2 separate regions of the Homo sapiens genome follow, and region 2 is linked to region 1. Evidence: chromatin loops called from intact Hi-C (ENCODE). Cell type or tissue: heart right ventricle. All regions are shown on one strand.

Evidence for each region. Peaks named below come from ENCODE experiments on the same cell type or tissue, not always from the same donor. Only the 100,000 strongest peaks of a DNase experiment are listed, where the experiment ranks them.
Region 2: it touches region 1 in a loop (5-fold over the local background); 17 of 110 quality-filtered maps call a loop at or near these places.

Annotation. Positions count from the first base shown.
Region 1 is chr14:77,651,326-77,659,325 of GRCh38, forward strand. It overlaps the pseudogene COX6CP11. Among named protein-coding and RNA genes, the nearest start is that of SPTLC2, 39 kb to the left of the region's middle. In heart right ventricle, a CTCF peak has its summit at 3,833 (motif pointing right); DNase peaks (open chromatin) are centred at 3,846 and 6,136; H3K27ac peaks cover 2,423 bases.
Region 2 is chr14:78,562,988-78,570,987 of GRCh38, forward strand. The region is part of intron 4 of NRXN3 (neurexin 3); the gene reads left to right. Among named protein-coding and RNA genes, the nearest start is that of NRXN3-AS2, 140 kb to the right of the region's middle. In heart right ventricle, a CTCF peak has its summit at 3,756 (motif pointing left); a DNase peak (open chromatin) is centred at 3,754; H3K4me3 peaks cover 585 bases.

The sequences.
Region 1 (8,000 bases):
GACTTTCCCATGAGTTAGAAAAGGCCATTTTATATGTAGAGTTTTTTCGTCTTGTTTTGCTTTTTTGTTTGAGACATAATCTTGCTCTGTTGCCAGGCTGGAGTGCAGTGGCACGATCTCGGCTCACTGCAACCTCCGCCTCCCGGGTTCAAGCGATTCTTGTGCCTCAGCCTCCTGAGTAGCTGGGATTACAGGCGCCCGCCACCACGCCTGGCTAATTTTTGTATTTTTAGTAGAGATGGGGTTTCACCATGTTGGTCAGGCTGGTCTCGAACTCCTGATCTCAGGTGATCCACCCGCCTTGGCCTCCCGAAGTGCTGGGATTACAGGCGTGAGCCACTTCACCCGGCCTATATGTAGAGCTTGTATGACTAGTTGCTCTAAGGACCTTAGGAGTCCTCTGGAAGGAAAGGTTCCAATACTACCTTGTCTGATTCCTCCCCAACTGAAACCAGAGCATTCTGTCGGAATGATTCTGGGTGGCTTTTGACTAAGACCTTGTAGCAGCATTGTGATTTCAACCTAGGGCTGCTGGAATAAAATTACCGTGAGAGAGAGAGAGAGACAGATTTTCATTTATGATTCAAATTAAAGTAAAATGACAAACTAGGCTGGGCACGGTGGCTCACACCTGTAATCGCAGCACACTGGGAGGCTGAGGTAGATGGATCACTTGAGGTCAGGAGTTGGAGACCAGCCTGGCCAACATGGCAAAACCTGTCTCTACCAAAATACAAAAATTAGCCAGGCATGGTGGTGCATGCTTGTAGTCTCAGCTACTCGGGAGGCTGAGGCAGGAGAATTGCGTGAATCCAGGAGGCAGAGGTTGCAGTGACCCGAAATCCTGCAACCACACTCCAGCCTGGGCAACAGTGCAAGACTCTGTCTCCAAAAACAACAACAACAACAAAAAAAAACGTAAAATGACAAACTCATACACACACATGCTAATCTGGAATGCTATAAACCAAACTGAAAACACTGGTTATCTTGTAGTGGGATGGCTGACCACTTTCACTTTCTACTTTAAACATTTGTGGTTTTGTTTGTTTGTTTGTTTGTTTGTTTTTTGAGATGGAGCTTCGCTCTTGTTGCCCAGGCTGGAGTGCAATGGTGTGATCTCGGTTCACTGCAATCTCCGCCTCCTAGGTTCAAGTGATTCTCCTGCCTCAGCCTCCTGAGTAGCTGGGATTACAGGCATGGGCCACCATGCCCTGCTAATTTTACATTTTTAGTAGAGATGGGGTTTCTCCATGTTGGTCAGGCTGGTCTCAAACTCCTGACCTCAGGTGATCCGCCCGCCTTGGCCTCCCAAAGTGCTGGGATTATAGGCATGAGCCACCGCACCTGGCCTGTGTTTCGATTTTTTAAAAAATATGTTGTTTCTTTATCAAGAGAAACTATTTCTTAGCCCACACATTCATGTTTCTAGTTCAAGAACACAAGTCAGTGACAAACTTCTAGGTGATGCAACTCAAATAAATTTTTTATATTCCCAAATCACTTTGCACTCTGAAAGATACCAGCCTTCCTCATTTCCTCAAAAATCTTTCATTGAACTCATAATTACTGTAGAAATCTGTGTATGTCTTTTTTCTTGGTTCAGCCACAGCAAACTTATAGAGAGCTGCGACCCCCGCAGATACAATGAGTTCTCAAACAAGATGAAAGCACAGGTGCTTGGCCAGAAGGCCACGCATCGGGTTTCGTCAAAGCACCGGAAGCCATGGCAGTTACTGTCCTTGATAGGTATGCCAGCCTTAACAACAACGTCCTTCTTGGCTGATGGGAAAATGGACGGCTGTGTTTGAATTTTTTGCAGGAAAACCATACTACTGTCATAATCCAGAAGAACAAAGAGACCTTGTATTTCCACTTTGAAGAAAAGGAAGAAAAGGGCTGGGTGCAGTGGCTCATGCCTGTAATGTCAGCACTTTGAAGGCTGAAGCAGGTGGATCACCTGAGGTCAGGAGTTTGAGACCAGCCTGGCCAACATGGTGAAACCCCATCTCTACCAAAAATACAAAAATTAGCCAGGCGTGGTGGCGGGCGCCTCTAGTCCCAGCTACTCAGGAGGCTGAGGCAGGAGAATTGCCATGCCGAGATCACACCACTGCGTTCCAGCCTAGGCGACAGAGTGAGACTCCATCTCAAAAAAAAAAAAAAAAAAAAAAAGAGGAAACGGATGCAACTTAGCAAATGAGCACTCCAGGTGAGCCAAAAAGGAGTTTATTTAATGCATGTTGCCTAAGTTAAAGTGAGTGAAGACAGAAGACAGGAAAGCGGCAAGAAAGGAAGTAAGGAGAGGGGACGAAGGCAGGCTGCTCCCCCAGTGGCAGGAGGAAGGGCAGCAGGGACGGGGCCCTGGGTCAGGGAGGCAGCCCTCTGGGACACGCTGGAGTCCTGAGGGAGCACCTGGGGATGAGTGCCAACTCCTGGCTGGTTTGGGGCTAATTAGGTTAGAGGTGGGGAATGGAGGATCAGCTGTTTTGATAACTAGCCCCAACTTATACCTTGTCCTTACACTGCAAACTGTGCCCACAGCTTCTGCCTTCATTTGCTAAGTATATCTGACTGGCTCTGTGCAGGGAAACAAGATTTTTGGCTGTAGGTGGGAGATTTAGAATCAGGGTTCAGACACGAAGGGCCTGAGAAAGATGGTAGTAGGCAGAGCTAGCTCTTCCTGCCTGCCATTCAATCCAGGAAATGCGTGGTGGGTCTAGCAGGCTCCAAGCACAGGGCTGTGGTGCTTCATGCTGGGCATTCAGAGGCAGGAGAACAGGCCTCTCTCTGAAGGGGCTCTCAGCGGGCAGGAAGCAAGGGCGCCTGCTGAAGAGCCCTGGCCCAGGGAGCACGTGGGCACCACACAGCTCTTGCTCCCCGGGTCACCTCGGGCCCATGATTTAGCCCCTCTCTTCTCCTTTGCCACATCTGTAAAACGAGGATGACAGCAGCGCCTGGCGTTGAGGGTTACTGTGAGACCACATGAGGTAATCCCTGTGGAGCCTTCAGCTGGCGTTAAGGGCTCAATAGATGTTAGCGATTGTTCTGCACAAAAGTGCTTCAGGAACCAGCAAGGAGCCACTGTTAACTCTCACAGGGGCTGGAGCAAGCCACAAAGAAGCTGTTACGTGAGTCTTTATGGAGGAGTCAAGGTTTGTTTGATTGATGGACAAAGGTGGGTGGTTAATTGTCAGCAAAAGAGAGGCACAAGAATTGCTTGAACCCAGGAGGCGGAGGTTACAGTGAGCCAAGATCGTGCCAGTGCACTCCAGCCTGGGTGACACAGCCAGACTCCGTATCAAAAAAAAAAAAAAAAAAAGGAGGCAGGGAATCTATGGTGTGTTTGGTGTGGCAAACAGTGTGGCAGTGGAGGATGACAGTGTGTGTGTGTGTGTGTGTAGCAGAGCGGGTGGGAGAGGGGTTGCAGAATTCAAACGTGTGTATGTGCACTTTATGTAGCAGAGATGACGTGTATGTGTGTGTGTAACAGGTGGTGGACAGAGGTCTGTGTGTAACAGGTGGTGGAGGGAGGGGTGTGTGTGTGTGTGTGTGTGTGTGTGTGTGTGTGTGCTGGAAGCTGGCTCTGAGCCATCCTGGAGATATAGGCTGGCTTAAACCTGGAAGGGCCTCCTGGCTGGCCCTGGGATAACATAAAGCAGGCTAAGGGACTTAAAGGCATGTGGGAACACAGGGAGCTTGGGAGGTTTTGCTCTTTGCTTTTGAGGTTTCTAAGCCAGGAACAACAGGATCAGATCTGTGTTCTGGAAAGCAGGTTCTGGAAGAGGTGCAGGAGAGTAGCAAAGAGCCTCTGGCTGTTGTCTCCCGACTGGTCACTAGAGGGAGGCCTGGGCTCAGAAGTGACACCACACCCACCTATTGTTGAGGGGCTGGCTGCTAGTCTTGGGCTGTGAAGAGGCATGCAGCCCCTGCATACACTTGCTAGATTACAGGTAAGAGGAGGAAGGAAAGGAACACCCCGATGTACTGTGGAGACCTAGACCTCTGTGCGTCATCTCCTTTCCAGGAGGTGAGGCCTCCTTCTCCTCCTGCCCTGCCTCAGACCCACACCATGAGTGTGGGCACTCCACAGCCCAGCCTGCAGGGCTAAGCTTTGGCCAGTTCCCACCAAGAGCTGCCCTGGGCTTGGGGGTGTGTACACAGGCGGGAGGATGAACTTGAGGATGAGGCTGCAGAGGCTGAGAAGCAGGCTCGGGGCCACTTGGGAAGAGGATGTTGGGGTCCTGGGTCCTCAGAGCGCAAGGAGGCCAAGGTCTCTGGGCAGGCACTTCCCTTGGGCTGATAGGGAGGGCTAGAGCAAAGGAGAGCGTCTCTTAAGGATGTGTTCTCTCACTCAGACCTCGAGCAAAAGAATCTTGTAGTATTTCTGCCTTCACAGGCTACATCCCGCACAAAGCCGAGCAGTTAGCGGGTTTTCAGTAAGAGCTGTTTGAAGGAATGGCTTTTTTTTTTTGGAGACAGAGTTTTGCTGTTGTTTCCCAGGCTGGAGTGCAATGGTGCGATCTTAGCTCACCGCAACCTCCGCCTCCCAGGATCAAGTGATTCTCCTGTCTCAGCCTCCCGAGTAGCTGGGATTACAGGCATGCATCACCATGCCCGGCTAATTTTGTATTTTTAGTAGAGATGGGGTTTCTCCATGTTGGTTAGGCTGGTCTCGAACTCCTGACCTCAGGTGATCTGCTTGCCTCGGCCTCTCAAAGTGCTGGGATTACAGGCATGAGCCACCGCGCCCAGCAGGAATGGCTTCTCTTTCTCCAACTCTGGACCAGCTTCTTGTATGAGAGCCCAGTTACTTTTCCTTTATCGAGGTCTCTGTGGTTTTAAGAAAGATCTGCAAGTTCTTTGCTGCTCTCCTGAAGATGGGGAGCCTAATTCTTCTCCTGGGGTAGACTCAGAGACTGGCTTCTAAAAACATAAAGCAAAAGTGATGGTGTGCAACTGCAGAAACTAGGTCACAAAAGGCACTGGAACTTCCTGTTCTTTCTTACTTGGATCATTGCTCAGGGAAGACCCTTGCCATGTCATGAGGACATGCAGCAGCTCTGTGGAGATGCCCACGTGTGTGGAACTGAGGCCTTCTGCCCTCAGCCAGGTTGGAAGCCGATGCCCCAGCCGCATCAAGCTTCAGACAACTGCGGCCTGGACCAACGTCCTGCCTGTAACCTCCTGAGCCTCCCTGAGCCTCACCAACCACTCAGGCAAGCTGCTCCCAGAGGCACTGTGTGAGAACATAAAGATTCATCGTTTTAAGTAAATGTGGCCATATTTCCAGCAATAAACAACTGATACAGGCTTCAAGAGGACACTCTCTTATTTTTTCCTGGGTTTTGCAGCCAAGAAATAAAACAAAAAGTAAATATGGAAGGTGAAATAGCACTTTCATTAGTGATAAGAGGCCAAATTGCAGGATGTGACTTAAGCCAATTGAGCCTGACAATCCCAAACCCCAGAATTTAGGTGGATACCCACACAGACCCAAGGAACACTGGGTGGAGCAGAGACCTCCCCTTGCAGAGTAGAAGCATGAAGAAGGGGAGAAAACTTCTCAACAGGTGGAATCATGCCCAACAGAGACAAAAGTATGGATCTGAGCCAAAGATACCCAGGTATTCTCAAAATTAACAGTGGGAACAGGCTGGGCATGGTGGCTTACACCTGTAATCCTAGCACTTTGGGAGGGTGATGTGGGCAGATCACTTGAGCCCAGGAGTACGAGACCAACCTGGGCAACATGGTGAAACCCCATCACTACAATAAATAGAAAAATGAGCTGGGTGTGGTGGTGCATGCCTGTGGTCCCAGCTACTCGGGAGGCTGAGGTGGGAGGATTGCTTGAGCCCAGGAGGCGGAGGCTGCAGTGAGCCATGATCATGCCACTGCACTGCAGCCTGGACAACAAAGCAAGAACCTGTCTCAAACAAACAAACAAACAAACAACCTTCCTCCCCTCCCCACCAAAAAACCAGTGGGAACAGTCACTGCTCCTCCCCCACACCCACCAGGAGAGGAGGGAGCAGTGGGGCAGAGAGAGTTCCGGAAGTTCCACTCATTAAGCTTCCTTTGCAGGAAGGAAACATCAGAAATGAGGAAGACGGTTCCCCCGTCATATCCTTTCCTTACATCAGTGGTCCTGTCCTCTGCCCATGACATCTTTCTTCCTTGTGGGGTCAGTGACCAGATGACTTCTGCATCCCTGGTGTTTTTCTGATCGTCTTATTCTTCTGCCTGTCCCTACTGTGTCCTGGGAACTCTCTGTTAACTTGAGGCTTTCCACGGTGCTGCATATAGACAAGGCCCTGACTCAGGACACAGAGAGAATCATGATGCTTCCAACGAACTTGCTATTTTGAGAATAAGGTTTCATTTTCTTTTTTCCTGGCCGTCTTTGTCCAAGCCTTTTTTTTTTTTTTTTTTTTTTTTGAGATGGAGTTTCACTCTTGTTGCCCAGGCTGGAGTGCAATGGTGCGATCTCGGCTCACCACAACCTCCGCCTCCCAGGTTCAAGCGATTCTCCTGCCTCAGCCTCCCCAGTAGCTGGGATTATAGGCATGTGCCACCATGCCTGGCTAATTTTGTATTTTTAGTAGAGACAGGGTTTCTCCATGTTGGTCAGGCTGGTCTCGAACTGCCGACCTCGGGTGATCCGCCCGCCTTGGCCTCCCAAAGTGGTGGGATTACAGGCGTGAGCCACCGCGCCCGGCCTTGTCCAAGCCTTTGAGGCTATTGTTTTGTTAAATCATCCATGCGGATGGAACAAACCAACTTTGCAAGAATGTTGTATGAGTGTGAAATCTTCACTTAAAAAAACAAAACAAAACAAAACAAATACTTTCTAAGGGAGGATCCTTTTGTTTTATGGGTGGGAATGTGGTTCTGGAATTTACTTAATGTCCAGCAAGAAGAGGCAGTGAGCCAGCAGAAAATGAAAAACCTGCCATCCATTTTGATAGCTTGGTGATAATATATACATCTTCTGCATATGTATAGCTATTTCAAAGGCTGATTACATTTATTTCCTGTAAAATGGGAATCCAGTGAAATAGCTATACTTTCTTCTGCTGCTCTTTAAAATTCATGCTTCTCACCCACTGAATCACTAGTCAATGTCGTTGCATCTCCACCCTTGGATATTCCAATCCTCTCTTCTTCACAGTTGATTTGAAAAACAAAAAGCTTGCTATGAGTTAGTATTCAAGGCTGGTAGCCTTTAGGTCATCTTTGATATTTCTATCTAAATTATGTGTCTACAAAATCCTCATCATTCTTGCTTTTCTCTCTTAGATTCACTCTTCCACTTATTTTTTTCTTCAAATTTACACAAGGAAAACCTGAACGCAAAGTACAGAATTGCATAGAGTAAAAAGTGAGAGGTGCCCATGACAGTTGTTTGTTTCATGGCTACAGATTCTCCCTATCCCAATCCATAGGCCCTTTGGCAACGTAGCTGTGCCATGCATGTCACCAAGAGTTTCAGTCTGTTTCCTCATCCCTTGAAACCGGGCTAACTTCTGACTTGCCTTGAACAGCAGAGCATGACAGACATGATATTGTTGAGTTCTAGAGCCTCGGCCTTCAGGACTCCTGCTGCTTCTGCTTTGGTGGTCTTGGACTGCTGTCCTGGGACACCACAGAAGCCACTCTAGCCTCCTGGGTGATGAGAGGCCATGTGGGCACCTGGGGAAGCCCAGCTGGCAGCCAGCACTAGGTGAATGCAGCTGCATCAGTGAGTTCAGGGGAACCTAGTCGAGGAGCTACCAAGCCAACCCACAGAATCAGGAAAAATAACAAGTTATTGTTCTAAGACTCTAAGTTTGTCATGCAGCAAAGGACAACTGAAACTGTCACCATCACCTCTCTGTTGATCCCACTCTTCTTAGACCTTTTTCTTTTTTTAAATTTAATTAATTTTTTGGGGGGATAGGGTCTTTCTCTGTTGCCCAGGCTGGAGAGCAGTGGCACGATCATAGTTCACTGCAGAC
Region 2 (8,000 bases), 910 kb after region 1:
TGGTGTCTGGATGAGATGGGACATCCAAGGTACCTCATTCACATAAATAGCTGGCAGTTGATGAGATAACTCAGCCAGAGAGAACCTATGCATGATCTCTCCATGTGACCAAGGCTTCTCACAGGATGGCAACTGGGTTCCAAGAAGGGCTATCTGAAGAAAAACTATTCTTAGAAAACCAGGCAGAAAAAATAAAATTTCTTATGACCTAGCTTCAGGAGTCATTCATTGTCACTTTTGCTATATTTTGTTGATCAAAAGCAAGGCAAAGGGCTCTCCAATATTCATCGATTAGGGGACTACACAAAGGGAAATATTAGGAGTCATGGTTTATTGGGGGGCTATCTTTGGAGACAAGCTACCTTGATGGATAGAGAAATGATAACGGAAATAGGTTTGATGAAAAACGTGGTTAATCTGAATTGCAGTAGGTCTGATGGTTGGTTGGCAAGTTGTCCTTATTCTGGTGTATGGGTGAAGGGAATAAGCAGTGAGTTAGCTCTTACCTAGATCCATCCCCTAGAAAGTAACTGTGTCCAGTTATCAATGGGCAGGGCTTGCTGGGCGTTAAGCACAGGTAACCTCTAGTCTTTTACTATGTTTCTGCGACAGTGGCATAAAACAGCTTTTTAATGAGACCTACTGAGATGCACTGACAGATCTCTTCCTTTCCTTTTGTGTCTAGCCCATCCACCTTCATGTAAATGATTTATCAAGAAATAAGACCTAGGATTTTGAGATGGGTACATAAGAGCAAAAGAGAACTAGGATGAGATCATTCTCTTTTGCCTGCCCTTCAGCATTCTCAATGCAAGCAGGTTGGGGTTCTAAAGGAAGAGCAGGGATGACTGGAACCCTATAGCAGTGAGTCTGAGGAATGGGATCATGGGGGACCCAGAAGGAGGAAGCAGAACTGGAAGATGTTTCCATTCTGTGAAAGTGGCTTTTGGCTTTGAGGCAGCAACAGTAATATTTCATGTCTTCCGTGGTGTCTCCTACCTTTAAATGTCAGTCTCTGCAGCTGCCTTATCTCCTGTAGCACATTTCAATTAGGTATTCCAAATTATACTCTTTTCTTCCAGGACAAATATGCCAGAGGTGATATTTACTGTTACAGCAGCATTTAAAATACTTAGGGGGAAAAAATCCTAGTGAATAGCAATTTCTCCCTTATAATAATAATAAAGCACAATAATAATGGAGAGAGGAGGTGAATTCTGGCTTTGATGCCAATAACTGGCTGACTTAAAGTGAACATCTTTTGTCTCCGCCCTCTTTTGTCCCCCTCCTCCTATTCCCGCCTCAGTGTGAAGGTTATAGTGTTTGGCTCTGTCAAGAGCAACCTCACACATCTTCTTCACTGGAGGCTCACAAATGCTCCTCAGAATGTCTATTTAACTATCTCTAGGTAGGACTGGGCTCTGACTGGGCTCCTACTTCACCCATTACCTGTTTCTTCCTTTGTCCTGAGAATGTTTGCATGAAGCCAGAATCTCTGTTTGTTTAGAAATTTACCAGGCACCACTGCTTACTCCTCACCTATGGGACATTGTAGGTCCTGATGGAACACCCCGGCCTCCTCTCTAGGAGGTATATGGGTTAGAAACTTATGTATTGTACCTTTCCTTCTTGGAATCAAGTCCTTGGCCTGGTAATGAAGGTCCTTCGATCTGGTCTGCATTTTCCAGCTCCATCTCCTACTAATCTTTATATCCTTATCTACTGTTTCCCTAGGCTGTTGTCTTCACGGCCGCCATGGTAGGTTTTGCCTATCATCCCAAACCTTGTGCAGGCCTACCACAGTACTTGACATATGGTGGGGGTCTCAGTCAGTATTCTCCCCTATATTTAGAACCCTTCCACTAGATCTTGTCTTCATATTTTTGATTCCTGCTCAGGGATCAGATTATGTTCCATGTCCTCCACTGAGCCTTTTCTGACCTCCTCAGCGCACTCAGTGCCGTTCCCTCTCTGAATTTCTAAAGTGCTCAGCAGCAGCAGCACTCATTTGGCACTTGGTATATACTATCTTATGCTATTTTGTATGACCATATGTTGTCTATACAACTACATTATAAGCACCTGATAGGGATAACTGTGCCCTGTGTGTTTTTCCTATCCCTTTGATTCTAAGATAGTTCCTTGAACATTGAAGATGCTCAGTTAATATTCATTTATTAAGTAGATAGATCAAGGAGTAAATGAAAGCAAGGATCCTAAGAAGCCTGCCTTTTGGTGCCAATCTATTCAATTTGGAATTCACAAACTTACCTAAAACAAGGCCTTTCAATTTCCTGTTTCCCCTGTAAACAGAGCTCTACCACCAGGATTTCTCAGAAGCTCTTTCTCCACACTGAACCCTAAAACTGAAGGTTCAGGTAGAGAGCTTTTCCAGTGTGAGAGAATTTTTAAAGCATCTGGGGTTTGGCACATCCAGTGCTTTGAAAATCAAGGTGTCTTGATCATTGGGTGAAGGGGATTAGAACAGCAGGCTGTGTTTTCAAGTTCAAGTCCATAAGCAGACAGGAATAGAATCCCACAAGAGTTTGTTCTGTCTCTGCCATTTACTAGTTAATCTCTCTATGCCTCAATTTCCCCATTTGTAAAATGGATTTAATAATGGCTGTCTACCTTATAAGGTTGCTATGAGGTGCCAGTGTGATAATAAACGTAAAAGTACTTTGAATATTGCAAAACACTGTATGAATGTCAGGAATTAGGCAGGCAACAACTATTTCTTGGGGGTTTGTTCTGCATGTAGCCCTGCACTATGTGTAGATAGAGGCCTCTGTACATTACAGAAGACTGGCAGAGGCATTGGGGATTCATCATGGCTGGAATTCTGGTTCTCAGATAGATGAAAGCTGGAAAAAGTATTATAGCCTAGCAATCACATCTGAAAGGTTGGCAGCAACAATTGAGTCAGAGAAGACGGGAGGTGAAGTATTGGCAAAAATTTGACCCTGGTCATTCTTTGAACACTTCAGATTTCCACAGATTCTATCCCTTTAACATTTCTGAACGTTATGATTTTGCTTCCTCCCCACACTGGCAGCTCTGCCTCAATGAAACCGTGTTGCTTTTTTGGTTGATCAATTGTGCCCAACTTCCTGATCATACTTGTCCTGAGAGCCTGTGTTAAGCTCATGCCGGCTCTCCCACCCCGCCCCCAACGCCGGCCAAAAAAAAGACTCTCTAAAAACAGGTGCCCCCGATGATCTCACACTGCTGCTGGCATTGGCAGCAGCCCAGAAGGGCCAAATGGTGACTTCAGGTCCAGGGAGGCTACTGTCCTCAGCTCTGTTTTCATGTAAATGTCGCTCCTGCTGAAAGGAAGTGGATGCAAAAAAATATCTGCTATGGAAGCAGAACTACCCCAGACTAAAATGTTGGTTTTTTTTTTTTTCTCTCCCCCTTTTCTTTTCCTTCAAGTTTTCCATGTGGCATCAGCAGCTGAGTAAGGGAAAGCTAAGAGGTTTAAGTGTGCTGGGGCTGGGTGGGCTAGATTAATAACCCAAAGCCTTCCAAGCTGGCGGTGCTGGGTGAGACAGGCCAACCAGAAAGCGTTAGGTTATGGGGAGCCCTGGCCACAGAGCCAGACCCTACCAGGGTGGAAGGTGAAGGAGCAGCGAGCTCTGCGTGCTTGCCCCGAGCCCCCACCTTCCTTCCTTCCTCCTCCCTCTGGTTTCTTTCCTCCCATTTTATCGAGTCCCTCTGAGATGGCTGCGCACCAGTGGCTCCAGCCTCTGACCGTTGCTGCCCTCTGCTGGGAAGAAAGCTTTACTCGGTGTGGAAAGTGCTAAGCTCTACCAGGGACCAGCTTAATGCAGACCAAGTCCACAGTCTGTGGCTAGTGTGTGATTTGGCCCAGAGGAAGGAAGGACAATTCAGAAAACCCTTGCACCACAGTGTTTCCCTAGTGGTTTCAGGTGGGGGCAGGACTTTGGAATCTATTAGGGAAGGATTGCTTGAATCCTCAGAGTTCTCTGTTCAAGAGGAACATCCCTGGGAGAGGAGCCTCCTGGCTCCTCTTTACCTGGGTCAGACATGATGTATGGAGACTCCACCATGGATGACCCTTAAATATGATGGATGGCTTTAGTTACAGGACACAATTCTTTCTCAAGGGAAGGTGACCAAAAGAAGTTGGGTCTTGAAGGGGCTGCAGGATGGGCCTGGAAGTCTCTTGGCTCTAAAGGAACCATCATAGAATGGGGATTCTGAGCAACCAGGAAGCAGCAGAAAAATATGCAAAGCCAGATGGGAGTGGGGAATATTGCCCATTAATGGGCAAGAGTACATAGAAAGGTAGATAATAAACTGGCTTCACCACTTCTCAACTTTCCCCAGAGCTGGCTGTGCCAGTAAACTGTGCTCAGCTGGCTTTGGATGAGAGAAGGACAAGAGGGTGCCTATCTCCAGCATGGCTGTGGGGTCGCCCTGCTCCATCTCTGGATCTTCAGCCTAGAGTGCAGCCCAGCCAAACAAGAGCGATGACCTCACTGACCACATGTAATTCTGCTTGAGGGATTTATTTTCTTCCATGAGCTCCTGCCAAGACTCTTGGTTAAAGCTAATGGGGCTCCCCCAGCCAGTGAGTGTCTCCTAGTTATATGTGTAAACAACGCCAGGCAGGAAATAGGTTTCCTGTTCTTAATGGGCTTGTTAAACCTCTTATCGAGTGGGGTTTAAATGGCTTTATTATGAATAATAATAATAGTAAATAAACATTATTATTATTAGTAGTAGAAAAATTATGATGTCAGCCCTGACTACCCCTTCTCATTTTAATCTTGCCAACGTGGAGGTCTTTGGCCTCTAAGTGCACAGGAATATGGTGAGTGACACTGGGACTTATAACTGGAGAAGATGGCAGAATTCATCTTCGTTGCCTGCAGCTTTCCAATCCTGAGCCCTTTTCCACTTTCATCGTGTTTCCATCTCCATCATTCCTTTCATTCAGGGTTTTCATGATCTTATTCTATCAGAGAAGATAGAACTACACATCCCTCTCCTTCTCAGTTTTATTTAGCATTGAAAGCCATGGACAGAGGTTCTGAGGTTAAATTGAGGTATCGGGTAGAGGGGATTTTGGAGAGAGCAGTGGATGCTGGTAGGGGAGCTCAGTTGGAAGTGGGGCTCATGTTCTGATCTTCAGTGCCGAATGTCTGTGTCCCTCCCTCAGATTTACATGTTGAAACGTAATCACCAATGTGATGGTATTAGGAGGGGGGCCTTTTGGGAGGTTAGTAAGTCATGAGTGCTTTGGGATTAGTGCTCTTATAAAATAGGCCCAAGGGAGCTTGTTCACCCCTTCCACCATGGAAAGACAGAAGAAGAACTAGAAGCCACCATCTATGAACCAGGAGGTAGCCCTCACCTGATGCCAAATCTTCCAGCACCTTAATCTTGGACTTCCAAGCCCCCAGAATTGTCAGATACAAATTTTTGTTGTTTATAAGCTACCCAGTTTATGGCATTTTGTTGTAGCCACCTGAACAGATTGAGATATCCAGTTTATAGCTGGAACTGGAGGTATACCAGGTATCCCAGACTTTGGTAATTTATGTATCAGGTTCACTATTTTCACCATAACTCCCTACAACAGTATTGATTTTCTTTACACCGATTATCTTGTTTGACTTAAGTAGATTTGGCATCATCTTACAAGCAATATGTCTTTGAAATCCTGGGTTCAATGTGTTAGCCAGGTTTTTTACTGACTGCATATTGAAATGAATATCTAAGAGCTAAATATTTTTTCCTAAAGTTCATCATGTGGCAAATGTGTCACACCCTCCAGGGAAAACATACCACAACATCTGGAGACACTGCTATAGGGTAGTGGTTCTTAAACTTTAGTGGGCATGAGAAACACTGGCAGAGCTTCTACCAGAAACACTGGTAGATAGCTGTGCTCTTCCCCAGAGAATCTGATTCAGCAGGTCTGTGGTGGGAAATATGACTTTGCAGGTTTTTTTTTTTTTTTTTTTTTTTTGAGACAGGGTCTCATTCTGTCACCCAGGCTGGAGTGCAGTGGCGCGGTCTTGGCTCACTGCCAGCTCTGCCTCCCAGGTTCACACCATTCTTCTGCCTCAGCCTCCTGAGTAGCTGGGACTACAGGCGCCAGCCACCACGCCTGGCTAATTTTTTGTATTTTTAGTAGAGATGGGGTTTCACCGTGTTAGCCAGGATGGTCTCGATCTCCTGATCTCAGGTGATCTTCCCGCCTCGGCCTCCCAAAGTGCTGGGATTGCAGGCATGAGCCACTGTGCCCGGCCTTTTCTTTATTTTTTGAGACAGAGTCTCATTCTGTCACCCAGGCTGGAGTGCAGCAGCGTGGTCTCGGCTCACTGCAAGCTCCGCCTCCCGGGTTCACGCCATTCTCCTGCCTCAGCCTTCTGAGTAGCTGGGACTACAGGTGCCCACTACCACGCCCAGCTAATTTTTTGTATTTTTAGTAGAGACGGGGTTTCACCATGTTAGCAAGGGTGGTCTCAATCTCCTGACCTCGTGATCCACCCATCTCGGCCTCCCAAAGTGCTGGGATTACAGGGGTGAGCCACCGCGTCCGGCCGCCTTTTATTTTTTTTTGAGATGGAGTCTCCCTCTGTCACCCAGGCTGGAGTGCAGTGGCACAATCTCAGCTCACTGCAACCTCCACCTTCTGGGTTCAAGCAATTCTGCTTCAGCCTTCAAGTAGCTGAGACTACAGGCACCCGCCCCCACACCCAGCTAATTTTTGTATTTTTAGTAGAGATGGGGTTTGACCATGCTGGCCAGGCTGGTCTCAAACTCCTGATCTCAAGTGATCTACCCGCCTCGGCCTCCCAAAGTGTCCAGAACTCCTAGACTCAAGCGATCCTCCTGCCTCAGCCTCCTGAGTAGCTGCGACTACGGGCTTGCACCCGGAAACTGCAGTTCTAACAGTTGCTCAAGAGATGTTGATATCCAGGGGCCACACTGGCAGTGGCACTGGCCTGGAGAATAAGGGCCTGTTCTCCATTTCCACATGTGAAAATTTCCTCATTTGAAAATGGGGATAATGTGTGCTGTATAAAATGAAATAATTTTTTCTTGGTGCCAATCTGTCTATGCAATGGAATGTTTGTGTCTCCCCAAAATTCACATGTGGAAGCCCTAACTGCCAATGTGATATTAGGAGATAGAGCCTTTGGGAGGTAATTAGATCATAAGGGTGAGGTCCTTAGAATGAAATCCATGCCCTTAGAAAAAGGACCCCAGAGAGTTCCCTCACCCTCTTTCTGCCATGTCAGGATACAATGAGAAGTAAGAAGTCTGCAGTACAGAAGAGGGCTATCACCAGAAGCTGACCATGCTGGCACCATAATCTTAGACTTCCAGAATGCAGTACTGTGAGAAATAAATTTCTATTGTTTATAAGCCACCCAGTCTATGGTACTTAGTTATAGAAGCCCAGATGGAGTAAGCCAACCTGTTTGGAGTGTTTTTGAGCTGTCATGCTTTTCAGGTTCAGCTTAAAGCTCAGATGGGAAATACAGGAACTTCTGCAGGTTAATTCTGGTTCTAAGTTCAAGTCCTAAGAATAAGCCCATTATGCAATTCTGGGTGGCCAAGCAGTTCTCCAGCAGCCCCCAGGAAGTATTCTATCTCACAGAATCCTGGCAAAAGGAGACAGTCTTCTCAGTCTGGTCAAGGGCTATGTTGAGTGTGAGGGAACAGAGGTGAATGTCCCTTGCTGTGCTCACCATGTTCTGAGAGACAGGCAGACAAAGCGTAATTTACAATTTGATTAAGTGATTGCATTGGTGACTTTTTAAAGCCGCCCAGTAGTTGAGCCCCCTTTCTGCATTTGGAAGTTTACCCGTATGAGTCTAAAAGGGAGACAGGGCCCTCATTCCATGACTGAGGCCCCCAAAGTCTAGTCTCACTTTCCTCAGTCTCAGTGAGCCACAGAAGCCAGGCTCAGTGTCTGGGAGGAGAAATCCTCTCTGATGGTGGCAGGGGTGGGGACAGCA